Linked DNA regions of Homo sapiens: region 2 is linked to region 1. Evidence: read pairs that join two places in POLR2A ChIA-PET (ENCODE). Cell type or tissue: PC-3. All regions are shown on one strand. Each heading gives the region's core, and the rest is flanking DNA. Links, peaks and the distances in the headings are about the cores only. Region 1 overlaps LOC124902681 (a long non-coding RNA gene). Region 2 holds the start of TUT1 (terminal uridylyl transferase 1, U6 snRNA-specific).

Region 1 (7,056 bases), core at 4,237-6,736:
GTGCTTCTGATGAAGCTGGAAATGAGGAAAACGGAAAACACAGTTGTCACCTGGGAGCTCAACTCTGAGATCACTTATAAGGGATCAGAGCAGAGACACGCAAGGTCACCTGAGCAAAGCAAAAGGAAAGTCAGAGAAGCAAATGTTGGCATTTCCTATCCAAGCGCTGTATAAGGGAGAATGAGTTTCAGTCACCAAACCTGAAGTATCTCCTGTTCTAAAGGACAGGTTCTCCTTTTAGGTGGAGATAGATGCAGGGAGTTATGGCTGGAGGACTTCATGTATTTCTGATTCCATCGGCAAGACTCTCTCTGATATAAATGGAATGCACTAAGCTGTCATAGTTTGATGCCATTAACCATTCCTCGAATTGGCCTTCTTCCTTCATGATCACATGGCGTTCTCCCTGTGTGCCTTACTAGGTCCTTGGCTGTGTCTGAGGCGTCCTCCATAGTTTGATGCCATTAATAATTCCTCTAATTGGTAAATATTCCTCTAAACTATTAGCAACCCCATGCTAACTCCGTGAGTACTGACAACCTTCAGATTATCCGTGGCTTCCATTGTGCCTTAGAGAGAGAACACACTGGATTGCCCCCAGGTTAACTGGCTACTCATGACAATAATTCTTCATACTAAACCCTCAATAAAAGCCTCTGGCCAGGTGCAGTGGTTCACGCCTAAAATCCCAGCACTTTGGTGGGCCAAGGCAGGAGGATTACTTGAGGCCAGTAGTTTGAGACCAGCCTGGGCAACATGGTGAGACCACATCTCTACAAAAAAGTAAAATATTACCTGGGTGTGATAGCATGTGCCTGTAGTTCCAGCTACTTGGGAGGCTGAGGCAGAGGACTGCTTGAGCTCCAGAGGTTGAGGCTGCAGTGAGCTATGATAATGCCACTGCACTCCAGCCTGGGTGCCAGATTGAGATCCTCTCTCTGGAAAAAAAAAAGGGGCTGATTATCATTTTCCTCATGTGCTCTGCTTATGAAAGAGACTGAACAATAATATGCACACAAACATTCTAGTCTGATGAAATTTTATTCTTTACTGCAAGTTGATAAAAGGCACTCTTTTATTCTTTTTTATTTTTATTTTTATTTATTTATTTTTTTTTTGAGACGGAGTCTTGCTCTGTCGCCCAGGCTGGAGTGCAGTGGCACGATCTTGGCTCCCTGCAAGCTCCGCCTCCCAGGTTCACGCCATTCTCCTGCCTCAGCCTCCCGAGTAGCTGGGACTACAGGCGCCCGCCACTATTCCCGGCTAATTTTTTGTATTTTTAGTAGAGACAGAGTTTCACCGCGTTAGCCAGGATGGTCTCGATCTCCTGACCTCGTGATCCACCCGCCTCAGCCTCCCAAAGTGCTGGGATTACAGGCGTGAGCCACCGCGCCCGGCAAAAGGCACTCTTTTATTAACCTTCCGTCTGCACATTTTTTAGTTGGTGTAAATGAGCCTCTCAGCCATCACCATCATCACAGGGCAACAACTAACAAGAGGGAGCCTTTGAGACTTCAACACACAGGCCCTCAAATAAAACACAGCATGGGTGACTTCTGCTATCATCTATGGTGGAGGAACCGGTACAGAATTAGCCTTCCCACCATAAACTACAGAAAAACTAGACAAAAAATATGAGGCAACTCTTCCAGGCACTGGATCACAGGAAGAGAAAGAGTGTAATTCTGGAAAGAATGGGGTTTGAGACCAGCTTGGCCAACGTGGTGAAACCCTGCCTCTACTAAAAGTACAAAAATTAGTCCCGTGTGGTGGCGGGCACCTGCAATCCCAGCTGGGAGGCTGAGGCTGAGGCAGGGAGACTCCTTCTCAGAAAAATAAAAAAAAAGTCCTGTGGAGCTGAGGAGGTGAAAGATGCCAGACGCAAGAGCAGACGGTAGGCTACATTATTATAAGTATCATTATTATTATTATTATTATTATTATTATTTTGAGATGGAGTTTCACTCTGTCGCCCAGGCTGGAGTACAGTGGCGCGATCTCGACTCACTGCAACCTCCGCCTCCCAGGTTCAAGCAATTCTCCTGCCTCGGCCTCCTGAGTAGCTGGGATTACAGGCGCCTGCCACCATGCCCAGCTAATTTTTGTATTTTTAGTAGAGATGGGGTTTCACCATGTTGGCCAAGCTGGTCTTGAACTCGTGACCTCAGGTGATCCGCCCGCCTCGGCCTCCCAAAGTGCTGGGATTACAGGCGTGAGCCACTGCGCCCGGCCTATTATCATCATTATTATTATTATTATTATTATTATTATTATTATTATTATTATTATTATATTTTGAGACGGAGTCTCACTCTGTTCCCCAGGCTGGAGTGCAGTGGTGCAATCTCGGCTCACTGCAACCTCTGCCTCCTAGGTTCAAGTGATTCTCCTGCCTCAGCCTCCCAAGTAACTGGGACTACAGGCGCGCCCGCCACCACGCCCGGCTAATTTTTGTATTTTTAGTGGGGACCGGGTTTCGCTAAGTTGGCCAGGTTGGTCTCCAACTCCTGATCTCAGGTGATCCACCCTCCTAGGCCTCCCAAAGTGCTGGGATTACAGGCGTGAGCCACTGCGCCCGGCCATAAGCATTATTTTAAAAGCAAACTAAACTATAATGCTTAGGGATGCTGCTTGGATGGTAATGCAATAATATGATTACCATATTTTTAATTTAAGGAGGGCGGGTATCGGGAGGGCTCAGGAGGCCTCTGGGAGGCTATGGAGCTTTATTACTTGCCCTGGGAGGTGGTTTTTCAGGAATGTTTTTGATAAAGTAATAAGCTGCTTAACTGTTTTGTGCACTTTTTAAAAGATGTGTTCTATATTTCGCAATACAAATGGATTTTTTTTTTTTTATAAAAAGAAAACTTCATTCGGGATAAGCTGGGGGTGTCCGAGAGGAGCCAGGACCCACTCCCAGGCACATCACCATCTGCAGCCCGACCCCCTCCTCAGGCCGGGTGAGCGGCCTCGCGGGTCACCAGACTCCCAGAACGACGGCTGCAGGCCCCAGAGTCCACGAGGGTGGGTACAAATCCCCTGGGCACAAACAGCCCGGGATGGACACCATCCAGCTCTGCACCCCCTCTTCCCGCACTCCCCTGGCAAACTCAGTAGCCTCGGACCGTCTGCGCCTGCGCGGACGACTGGGCTGCGCATGCGCCCTCTGCCCCGCAGGAGCTGTAACAGTAGCTGAAGTTTAAAGAGAGGCTGACTGTGGGGTTGGGACTTCAGTCCTGTGTCCCTTGGACTGCATTGTAGGTTCCTAAAGGGGCAAATATGTTCAGTTCTAGAAATGTTCCTTTTTTTTCTTTTTTCTTTTCTTTCTTTTTTTTTTTTCCCGAGATGGAGTCTTGCTCTGTCGCCAGGCCGAAATGCAATGGCGCGATCTCGGCTCACTGCAACCTCCGCCTCCCGGGTTCAAGCCATTCTCCTGTCTCAGCCTCCCGAGTATGAGTATCTGGGATTACAGGCGCGCGCCACCACGCCCGGCTAATTTCTGTATTTTTAGTAGAGACGGGGTTTCACCATGTTGGCCAGGATGGTCTCAACCTCTTGACCTCATGATCTGCCCACCTCGGCCTCCCAAAGTGCTGGGATTACAGGCATGAGCCACCATGCCCGTCCCCCTTTTTTTTCTTTAGACGTATTCTCCCACTGTCACCCAGGATGGAGTGCCGTGGTGCAATCTCGGTTCACTGCAGCCTCCCCCTCCTGGGTTCAAGCGATTCTCCTGCCTCAGCCTCCTGACTAGCTGGAATTACAGGTGCGCCAACACACCTGGCTAATTTTTGTATTTTTAGTAGAGACTTTCGCCATGTTGGTCGGGCTGGTCTCGAACTCCTAGCCTCAAGTGATTTGACGGCCTTGGCCTCCCAGAGTGCTGGGATTACAGGCGTGAGCCACTGCACCCTGCCAGTTCTAGAAGTGTTCTAGCGCTGGGGTTAGCAGACCTCTAAAGGGTGAGATAGTAACTATTTTAGATTTTGTAGGCCAAGAGACAAAATCCAGGACATTTAAGAGAGAAAAACAAAATTGCCACAATGTTTTAAATTGATGAAATTAAAAATATTATAATAGAGTACATATATTTTTAGTATAGGCCTACTAATGAGAAGTATGGAATTCTTTTTTGGGAGTGGGATATTGAGGATAATATTTTCCTTAATAGCGGCTCAAAGTTAGTGTTCTCTAGCTCTAAAACACAAATTGATTGTAATGTTCATCTGTTAATACAGATTTACTGTGAGATTTTACCCACTTCATTTTTGAAATGTCCTTTACTGCCAAAAACTGGTATGGGGCCCCCAGCATATGACTTCAATTGATCATATTCATCGCCAGGATAGGAGGGAGGCATTTACAGAATTCTATTTGATTCTTCTCTTGATAGTTGCCTTTTTGCAGGTCATCATATTGCAGATTAATCACTGCCAATAGAAGGTTAGGTGGAAGTGCAGTAGGAAGTGGAACTCCAGAGGTGGGGCTTGGACACCAGACCTAATTGAGGACTAGTTAAAACAGGCGTGGGGCAAAAGCACCACCCCATAAGACACACCCACCAGCAAAGGACATGAACAGACACTTCTCAAAAGAAGACATACCTGTGGCCAAAAATCATGAAAAAAAGCTGAATATCACTGATCATTAGTGAAATGCAAATGAAAACCACGATGAGCCATTCTCACACCAGTCAGAATGGCTATTATTAAAAAGTGAAAAAATAACCGATGCTGGTGAGGTTGTGGAGAAAAAGGAACGTTTTTACACTGTTGGTGGGAGTGTAAATTAGTTCAACCATTGTGGAAGACAGTGTGGGTGTGGCAATTCCTCAAAGACCTAGAGACAGAATTACCATCTGACCCAGCAATCCCATTACTGGATATATACCCAAAGGAATATAAATCATTCTGTTACAAAGACACATGCACATGTATGTTCACTGCAGCACTTTTCACAACAGCAGACATGGAATCAACCTAAATGCTCATCAATAACAGACTAAAGAAAATGCAGTACATATACACCATGGAATACTCTGTAGCCATAAAAAGGAACAAGGTCATGTCCTTTGCAGGGACATGGATGGAGCTGGAGGCCATTATCCTTAGCAAACTAACGCAGGAACAGACAACCAAATACTGCATATTCTCACTTGTAAGTGGGAGCTAAATGATAAGAACACATAGACACATGGAGGGGAACAACTCACACTGGGGCCTACCAGAGGACGGTGGGTGGGAGGAGGGAAAGGATCAGGAAAAATATCTAATAGATATTAGGCTTAATTCCTGGGTAATGAAATAATCTGTACATCTGTATTAGTCTGTTTTCACACTGCTATAAAGAAATACCCAACACTGGGTAATTTATAAAGGAAAGAGTTCCACATGGCTTGGGAGGCCTCAAGAAACTTACAATCATGACAGAAAGTGAAGGGGAATCAAGTAGCTTCTTCACAAGGTGGCAGAAGACAGAAGAGCGAAGGAAGAACTTCCAAACACTTATAAAACCATTAGATCAGGTGAGAACTCACTCACTATCATGAGAACAACATGGGGGAAACCTCCCCCATGATCCAATCACCCCCCTTGCTCGACACAAGGGGATTACAAATCCCTCCCTCAATACAGGGGGATTACAATTCGAGATGAGACTTGGGTGGGGACACAGAGCCAAACTATATTAACAACAAAACCCCATGACACACATTTACCTATGTAACAAACCTGCACATCCTGCACATTTACTCATAAAATTAAAATAAAAAGACATGCCCACCAGTGTGCCATGCCCATTGCCATGGCAACACCCCAAAGTTCCTGCCCTTTTCCCTGGCAGCGAGACAACTGGGAAGTTACCACCTTATTTCTAGAAATTTCTGCATAATCTGCCCCTTAATTTGCATATAAACAAAAGTGGTTGTAAGTATGACCGCAGAACTGCCTCTGAGCTGCTACTCTGGGTGTACTGCTTATGGGGTAGCCCTGCTCTGCACACTGCTGCTTCAATAAAACCTCTGGCTGGCCCTTGATTTGTTTCCTAGGCAAAGCCAAGAACTCTCCCAGGCTAAGCCTGCCCTGCATTAGAAGCTCCTCAGTTGCACAGTTGACTGGAACTGTAGCTTAAATTTGAAAAATTATCTGCTGCGAATTTGTGTGGGAATGCAGATTTTGATTCTTGTTTTGACTTTTGACATCATAAGAAACATGTAAAGCAGTTTGACTTTACTTGTGATTCAAACAGTGTAGCCATCATAAAAATGACTTTACTGCAGTATAAGTTTTGCATATTAGTGCTGTTTTGACTGCTAATTTTAGGTTGAATTCATTAAGAAATATTACCAAGTCTATAGCAAAAGCTAATTTCCAAAGCCACTCAGTGTTCCTTAATAAGGGTTGAGGGCAGTTCCTATTCAGAAAAAATTCAGCTCTGAGCTTAAACAATCACAGTAAATCTTTACTACTGTGAATCCCTTGAACTGCTGCGTAATAGGGCAAGCAAAGAGATTCAGTTTCTATTTTGGACAAAAATTCATGGAGCTGAAGATGGCTATGGCACGAGAGTGAATTAAATTTCCTGTTGAAACTGCAGGTTCAATAACACATGACAGATTCAAATATTTTCAGGAAAGTATCTACTGATATACAATATGATGAATAATCATAGGTTTTTAACACCTTACACTGTCACAAGGTTTGTAAATTTGTCCAATTAACATTTATCTGCTCTATACATTTTTACTACCATCAATTGTAACACATCCTAGCAGATTCCACTACAGGTTATACTGAATTAGTGTTTCCTCAACTTCTATGAAAATATTCCCTCCTATAGTTATTCCATGCAGTCTATTCATAGAGGCTAACTCTGCAGTCATGCCAGCCTCAGCACTGACTCAAGTAAAAAACAACTGAGAAGTATCAGTAACATCTGTCAATTCATGAAGAGCCAAGAAAAACTACCTAAAATCACTTGACTTGTTTTTTTAATTAACAACTGTATTAGTTTCCCAGGGCTGCTATAACAAATTACCACAAACGTAGTGGCTTAAAA
Region 2 (8,811 bases), core at 4,153-6,652, 470 kb after region 1:
AAAAATCAATTCATGCAGCTGGGTGCAGTGGCTCACGCCTGTAATCCCAGCACTTTAGGAGGCCGAGGTGGGTGGATCACGAGGTCAGGAGATAGAGACCATCCTGGCTAACATGGTGAAACCCCGTCTCTACTAAAAATACAAAAAATTAGCCAGGCGTGGTGGTGGGCGCCTGTAGTCCCAGCTACTAGGGAGGCTAAGGCAGGAGAATGGCATGAACCCAGGAGGCGGAGCTTGCAGTGAGCTGAGATGGCGCCACTGCACTCCAGCCTGGGCGACAGTGGGAGACTCTGTCTCCAAAAAAAAAAAAAAAAAAAAATCAATTCATGTAATAAACACTGTGCGAGGCATAAATACAAACTCATAAACCCTGTCTTCAAGAACTCACTATCTAGGAATAACAGCAATATAACAACTATATTGTTGTAAGTTGGTGAGTTCAATGATATTCACTGGCCATATTTTTTTAAAGGTAAAATATTAGCAAGAAGAGGAAAAACGCCGGGCGCAGTAGCTCACGCCTAATCTCAACACTTTGGGAGGCCTAGGCGGGTGGATCACTTGAGGTCAGGAGTTCAAAACCAGCCTGACCAACATGGCAAAACCCCATCTCCACTAAAAATACAAAATTAGCCAGATATGGTGGTGCATGCCTGTAATCCCAGCTACTCAGGAGGCAATTGCTTGAACCCGGGAGGCGGAGGTTACTGTGAGCCGAGATTGTGCATTGTACTCCAGTCTGTCCAGTCTGGACAACAAGAGCGAATCTCCGTCTCAAAAAGAAAAAAAAAGAAGAGGAAAAACAGGACTGCTTTAGGCAAAAAAGTCCATATTCTTTTATATCCTCCAATGGTAAAGCTGGACCCTCATCTTGTTTATAAAAAGGTTCCTGCTAGAGTAAGGTAGCACCAAGACAGAGTGGTGCTAGCATAAAGATAGACATTCAGATGAAGGGAATGGAATTGAGACCCTGAAAGAAATTCACACATCTTTGGTCAACTGATTTTGAACAACGGTGTCAAGAAGATTCAATGGGGAAAGAACAGTCTTGTCAACAAATTGTGCTGGGACAACTGGATAGCCACATGCAAAACAATGATGTTGAACCTTTACCTCACACCATACATAACAATTAACTCAACCAGGAGGATGGCTTCACCAGTACACAGGCCTAAATCACAAATGGGAAGTAACCAAGAAAGGATAAGGCGTTTCTTTTTGGAGTGGTGAAAACATTCTGGAATCAGTCATGAGGGTTGAAGAACCCTGTGAATATACTAACACTCACTGAATTGTATTTTTTTTTTTTTTTTTTTGAGACAGAGTGTCTCTGTCACTCAGACTTGAGTACAGTGGCACACTCTCGGCTCATTATTACCTCTGCCTCCCGGGGTTCAAGCAATTATCCTACCTCAGCCTCCCTAGTAGCTGGAATCAAAGACACGCACCACTACACCTGGCTAATTTTTGTATTTTTAATAGAGATGTGGTTTCACCACATTAGCCAGGCTGGTCTCAAACTCCTGATCTCAAGTGATCCTCCCACCTCGGCCTCCCAGAGGGCTGGGATTACAGGTATCAGCCACCACACCCACCCCTAAATTGTATACTTTTTTTTTTTTTTTTTTTGAGATGGAGTTTCGTTCTGTCACCCAGGCTGGAGTGCAGTGGCACGATCTTGGCTCACAGCAACCTCTGCCTCCCAGGTTCAAGTGATTCTCCTGCTTTCTGCCTCCCGAGTAGCTAGGATTATAGGTGCCCACCACCACACCCAGGTAATTTTTTGTATTTTTAGTAGAGATGGGGTTTCACCATGTTGGCCAGGCTGGTCTCCAACTCCTAACCTTAGGTGATCCACCTGCCTCGGCCTCCCAAAGTGCTGGGATTACAGGCCATGAGCCACCATGCCCAGCCAATTGTATACTTTTTGTTTGTTTATTTTTTTACCCAATAGTAAATAACCAACCAATGAATTGTATACTATTTATTTTATTTTACTTTTTTTTTTTGAGAAGGAGTCTCGCTCTGTTGCCCAGGCTGGAGTGCAGTGGCACGATCTCGGCTCACTCCAACCTCCGCCTCTCGGGTTCAAGCAATTCTCCTGCCTCAGTCTCCTGAATAGCTGGGATTACAGGAATCTGCCACTACGCCCAGCTAATTTTTTTGTATTTTTAGTAGAGACGGTTTCACCATGTTGGCCAGGCTGGTCTCAAACTCCTGACCTCAGGTGATCTAACCACCTCAGCCTCCCAAAGTGCTGGGATTACAGGTGTGAGCCACCTGGCCCGGCCACACCCTTCTTTTTTTAAAGACAGGATTTTGCTCTGTCACCAAGACTGGAGTGCAGTGATGTGATTATAGCTCACTGTAGCTTTGAATTCCTGGGCTCAAGCGAACCTCCCGCCTCAGCCTCCTCAGTAGCTGGGATGATAGGGGCACATCACCATGCGCAGACTTACTTCTACCCCTATGCCAAACACAGCAAAGAACTGAAGTGAGGCCAAGGACAAAGGTAGCTACTTGGACCTGCCCAGGCCAGTCTTCTGACTCTAATAAACCACAGTTTACCAGACTGCAGTACACCACCAAGTTTGTAACCAAAGCCCCAGATGGAAATTAAGAGTCTCTTTCACTGGGCCTGTCTGTGCTCCTATTTTTCTCCAAAACCTCACAGAAGGCATCAGGGAGGGCAGGACTGGCAGATTCAGAAGACTGTGTCAGCTGGGCGTGGTAGCTCATGCATGTAATCCCAGCACCCTGGGAGGCTGAGGCGGACAGATCATGTGACGCCAGGAGTTCCAGACCAGCCTGGCCAACATGGTGAAACCCGTCTCTACTAAAAATACAAAAATTAGCCGGGCATGGTGGCAGGCGCCTGTAAACCCAGCTACTCAGGAGGCAGAGGTTGCAGTGAGCCAAGATCGTGCCACTGCACTCCAGCCTGGGAGACAGAATGAGACTCCACCTCAAAAATAAATAAACAGGCCTGGCACGGTGGCGCACGCCTGTAATCCCAGCCTGTAATCCCAGCACTTTGGGAGGCCGAGGCAGGCGGATCACCTGAGGTCGGGAATTCCAGACCAGCAACATGGAGAAACCCCATCTCTACTAAAAATACAAAATTAGCCAGGCGCGGTGGCGCATGCCTGTAATCCCAGCTACTCGGGAGGCTGAGGCAGGAGAATCACTTGAACCCGGGAGCCAGAGTTTGCGGTGAGCTGAGATCGCCCCAAGCCAAGTTCGCGCCACTGCATTCCAGCCTGGGCAACAAGGGCAAAACTCCATCTCAAATAAATAAATAAATAAAAATAAGGAGCCTGTGTCCTTGCCATTTTTGTCCTCTCAACACCACCATCCATAGCTAGAGTTACTATTTGTTGAGGGCTTATTATAAACTAAGCAGTTCACACAAACGATGTCTGAGGCTCATAAGACACCTACGAAGTATGTATTATTATTTCCATTTTACAAATTAAGAAACTGAAACTCAAAGAGGTTAAGTAACTTGTAACTGCCTCACAAGCAGTGTCTTAAACTCCCAAATCTCCAACTGCCTACTGACCATTTCCCTTAAGAGAATGTTGTGGAGATTAGATGCAAGTGTACATAATGTGCTTAGCACACAATTGATGCATAGTAGTTCCTCAATAAAAATGTTAATCATTAGGCGGAGCACAGTGGCTTACGCCTGTAATCCCAGCAGTTTGCGTGGCTGAGGTGGGCAGATCACTTGAGGCCAGGAGTTCAAGACCAGCATGGCCAACATGGAGAAATCCTGTCTCTACTAAAAATACAAAAAATTAGGCCAGGCACAGTAGTTCACACCTGTAATCCCAGCACTTTGAGAGGCCGAGGTAGGCGGATCACCTGAGGTCAGAAGTTCGAGACCAGCCTGGCGAACATGGTGAAACCTGGTCTCTACTAAAAATACAAAAATTAGCCGGGTGTGGTGGCACGCGCCTGCAGTCCCAGCTACTCGGGAGGCTGAGGCGGGAGAATTGCTTGCTGGGATTACAGGCGCCTGCCACCACACCCAGCTAATTTTTGTATTTTTAGTAGAGATGGGGTTTCGCCATGTTGGCCAGGCTGGTCTCGAACTCCTGACCTTAGGTGATCCTCCCACCTCAGTCTCCCAAAGTGCTGGGATTACAGGCGTAAGCCACTGTGCCCAGTCGAGAGAAATACTTTTTCTAAAGGCCTCCTCAGTAAACTTCTACTTATATCTCAGTGGCCAGAATTCTACCACAAAAAAACTCCCTCTCAAAAAAAAAAAAAAAAAAAGGAAAAAGAAAAGGCATTTTTCTCAGAATAAAAGGAAAAAAAATAGAGGAGGGGACTCAAACTCAGCTGACACTAACCTTTTTTTATGAGATGGAGTTTCGCTCTTGTTGCCCAGGCTGGAATGCAATGGCGCGATGTCGGCTCAAGGCAGCCTCCGCCTCCCGGGTTCAAGCGATTCTCCTGCCTCAGCCTCCCGAGTAGCTGGGATTACAGGCATGTGCCACCACGCCCCGCTAATTTTGTATTTTTAGTAGAGACGGGGTTTCTCCATGTTGGTCAGGCTGATCTCGAACTCCCGACCTCACATGATCCACCCGCCCCAGCCTACCAAAGTGCTGGGATTACAGGCGTGAGCCACTGGACCTGGCCGACACTAACCTTTTATACTCTGCCCTACAAGCTGCCCCTTCTTCTTTTCTGAAGATATGGGGCAGCAGTATCGTAACTATGAAGAGCCACATACCAATAATGGCAGAGCAGGAAAACAGCAAAGCCCTGAACTGTCCAGGTCTGGACTTCTTGTTACATGAGAAAAACTAAATTCCTATTGTTTAAGCCATTTGTAGTTTGGTTGCTGAATGCAATCCCTAACAAACACAGGCTCCACCCCATTCTAAAAGATAACCTGGGCTGCAAAGGGATATTTTGGATCACCTAAGCCATGCCTACATAACAAGAGTACAGCCTCAGAACCACAGTATGACCAAGGAACACAGCACCTCAACAGTGAACTTTTTTCAAGGGACCAAAACCTACAGGGAAGCAACACAAAAAGCACAAGCTTGTTTATCTAACACTCTCCAAAGGACAGGGTGTTCTAACCAAACAACCTTAGTACCCTCAGTGTAAGTTAATAAACTGCTAACTGGTTTATCAACCAGGTTCTTGTGGAGTTGATCCAATGGTATGTTGTTCTTTAAGCACCAACTTTCACTATAATTACTTAATTGTTTACTTTCTCCTCTAGACTATAGGCTCTGTGAGAGCAGGGACCATATCTACCCCATTCACTACTCAGAATGCAGCCCTAAGCATAGTGCCTAGTACAAAGTTAGCTGTGAATAAATATTTGGCAAAGAATTCACTGAATCAATAGATGACACACACAAAAAAATCCCCCAGTGACTAACTCTGGTGAAGTGATAAAATCCAAAGGGTGGGACTGGGAGCAGTGGCTCACGCCCGTAATCCCAGCATTTGGGGAGGTTGAGGTGCACGGATCACCTGAGGTCAGGAGTTCGAGACCAGCCTGGCCAACATGGTGAAACCCTGTCTCTACTAAAAATACAAAAATTAGCTGGGCATGGGGGCACGCGCCTGTAATCTCAGTTGCTTGGGTGGCTAAGGTGTGAGAATTGCTGGAACCCAGGAGGTAGACGTCACAGTGAGCTGAGATTGTGCCACTGCACTCAAAAATATAATAATAAAAATAAAAATTCAAGGGGTGGGGGAGGTGTGAGAAGCTCCCAAAGCTGGTCTAGCCCAAGTACTGTGATGTCCATCAAGAATAAGCCACATTAGGAACCAGCTCAAAGAGGCTGTTGGTTTCTCTCTCTTGTCTCTTTGGTACACAGCACATCTGATTCATTCTTTTTTTTCTTAAGACGGAGTCTTGCTCTGTAATCCAGGCTGGAGCACAGTGGCACGATCTCAGCTTGCTGCAACCTCCACCTCCCGGGTTCAAGCGATTCTCCTGCCTCAGCATCCCAAGTAGCTGGGACTACAGGCATGCGCCATCACACCCAGCTAATTTTTTATTTTTAGTAGAGATGGGGTTTCACCATGTTGGCCAGGCTGGTCTCAAACTCCTAACCTCAGGTAATCCGCCTGCCTCAGCCTCCCAAAGTGATGGGATTACAGGCGTGAGCCATCGCGCCCAGCACTGATTCATTCTTTAACCCGAGAGCCATTCACTTTACCTTGTCCTTGTCCATGACAACACTGGCCACAGGTCCAAATGCTAGGAAGTACTCAGAGAGCTGAGCAGAATCCACATCCCTGGGAAAGCCACTGACAAACACACTTCGAAGTCCCTGGGCCTTTCTCGCAGCTCGTAGTTCTACCAGGTGCCGGTGCTTTCTGCCTCCCAAGTGGGCATCAAGGCTGGGTCCTGCAAAGACAAGTGTGAGACAAAAACATGCAAAGCACTCTTCGACGTGTCTGCCTTTGCTCTCTGCATACCTAAATCTTACTGATCCTTCCAAGCCACAGAAACTGTGACCTTTGAATAAACAAAGTCCTGGCTCCTTTCACCTTCCTCTCTTATACATTTGTCTAAATAGTACATTCTTTTTTTTTTAATTTATTTTTTTTAAACAGAGTCTCACTGTCGCCCCCGCTGGAGTTCAGTGGCGCAGTCTCCACTCACTGCAACGTCTGCCTCCCAGGTTCAAGAAATTCTCCTGCCTCAGCCTCGTGAGTAGGTGGGACTACAGGCGTGTGTCACCACACCCGGCTAATTTTTGTATTTTTAGTAGAGACGAGGGTTCCCAGGAGAACTGGCTACACTACAAGTATTTTGTTTATTTTTACTTAAAGAACAGTGTGATAGTAAAGTATTTCTTAAACCACCTATTTGTGCTAGGTAGAGTTGGAAACAAATTAACAGGTAACTTATCCAGGTCATCTACACAAGAACTAAAAAAATTTGGATCATGGAATACTTTGTGGATCATCTTTGGACATGGTATAATATAGTGATGTCAAAGGCAGGATCTGAAATTACATTGCCCAAGTTCAAATCCCAGCTCTGTCAACCTGTGTGAGACCTTGGTCAAGTTATGAAGCCTCACTGTGCATCAACTTCCTCAGATATAAAATGGAAATATCAGTATCTAGCACCTCACACACAGGTATTATTCAGATATATCACTTGGCAGAGAGAGTCTGGTACACGGTAAATGTTGAAAAACTAACCGTTGCTATTATTTTATTGAGTTAGCTGCTTGATGTCACCAAAGTAAATGTGGGGCCAAAGAAGACTCCTAGGTTTCTGGCTTGGCTTACTGGATGAACAGTGATAGTGCCATTCACAGTGAAAAGGAAGAATGGAAGTAAACCCTGTTTAGGGAACACTGTGATTCCAGACTTCAAAAGTAGGGCTGGGCACATTGGCTCACGCCTGTAATCCCAGCACTTTGGGAGGCCAAGATGGGAAGATCGCTTGAGGCCAGGAATTGGAGACCAGCCTAGGCAACATGGTGAAAACCCATCTCTACAAAAAACTAAAAAATTTGCCAAGTAGGCCGGGCGCGGTGGCTCAGGCCTGTAATCCCGGCACTTTGGGAGGCCGAGGCGGGCGGGTCACGAGGTCAGGAGATCGAGACCATCCTGACTAACATGGTGAAACCTCGTCTCTACTAAAAAATACAAAAAATTAGCCGGGCGTGGTGGCGGGTGCCTGTAGTCCCGGCTACACGGGAGGCTGAGGCAGGAGAATGGGGTGAACCCAGGAGGTGGAGCTTGCAGTGAGCCAAGATCGTGCCACTGCACTCCAGCCTGGGTGACAGAGTGAGACTCTGTCTCAAAAAAAAAAAAAAAAGAAAAAAGAAATTAGCCAAGTATGGTGGTGCACACCTGTAGACTCAACTACTTGGGAGGCTAGCCAGGGGTATGGTTTGAGCCCGGGAGGTTGAGGCTGCAGTGAGCCAAGATCACACCACCGCACTGCAGCCTGGGTGACAGAGCAAGACCTTGTCTCAAAAAAAAAAAAAAAGTGGAATTTGAAGTTACAGTGAACCCCTTGTGTGTCATACAAGAACCTTGTCTATTTTTCCAAACCCATCTTCTGTCTCTTCCTCACTGGTACCTTATGGTCTAGTCATTCATGCCACACCTATTTCATCCATCCCCTCCTTTGAGTAGGTCCTCTGTAGGGCTTCTCTGATTTAGTTACTAATTCTCTGTGGTCCCACAGTTCTCCGAACATATCTATAAAGCATTGAAACTTTCTCATTCTCTAGACGGTGAGCTCCTTCATCTCTGAACCCCCCTCCCCCACCCTAAAGATCAGCAGAATACCAGGCACAGAGCATATGTCCAATAGATGATGGTTAAAGAAGTAATAAAACAATTAAACTTGCGTTGTGGAGATTTCATATACTGAGGAGTGTAATGTGGTGGAACTTTCCCGACTCTCCAAATCCCCTCGGACTTGCAGAGAAAAACGGAGGTGAGAGACCCTACCAATCAACTTGACAAGAACGACTGACTACCTATAACCCTAACTTTCGCCAGGATCAAAAGACGAAAGCCCGCAACCACCCCCGGGTCCCTCACTAGCCACCGCTTACGGTTGGCTGTAGTAACGTGGCAGAGGCAGCAGCGGAACCCCCCACGCGGCAGCGATTCGACATCCGAATCCACCGCCGCCATAGCGACTCTCCTGTACCGACAAAAACACAAGCACCTCTGCCACCACCGGAACCCACTTCGCCAAAGCTCAACGCGCTCGGAAGCAACTTCCGCCGATCCGATAGGAAGTGACATAAAGTCGTTCAATTGCGCGGACACACTCCTCCGGAAACCAAG

Evidence for each region. ChIA-PET counts read pairs that join two places held together with the same protein. Peaks named below come from ENCODE experiments on the same cell type or tissue, not always from the same donor. Only the 100,000 strongest peaks of a DNase experiment are listed, where the experiment ranks them.
Region 2: POLR2A ChIA-PET joins it to region 1 with 5 read pairs; 6 of 35 experiments call an interaction of 5 or more read pairs at or near these places.

The regions. Positions count from the first base shown.
Region 1 is chr11:62,109,497-62,116,552 of GRCh38, forward strand. LOC124902681 (a long non-coding RNA gene) reads right to left here. Exons shown (of 2, transcript XR_007062697.1): 2 at 6,972-7,056. Among named protein-coding and RNA genes, the nearest start is that of INCENP, 11 kb to the right of the region's middle. In PC-3, for the core only: no CTCF peak of the experiment used is centred there; no DNase peak of the experiment used is centred there.
Region 2 is chr11:62,582,831-62,591,641 of GRCh38, forward strand. TUT1 (terminal uridylyl transferase 1, U6 snRNA-specific) reads right to left here and starts at 8,693. Exons shown (of 9, transcript NM_022830.3): 1 at 8,574-8,693; 2 at 6,201-6,391. The coding sequence starts at 8,655. RefSeq lists enhancers at 8,503-8,811, 8,615-8,811. In PC-3, for the core only: a CTCF peak has its summit at 6,619; a DNase peak (open chromatin) is centred at 5,371; H3K27ac peaks cover 1,261 bases.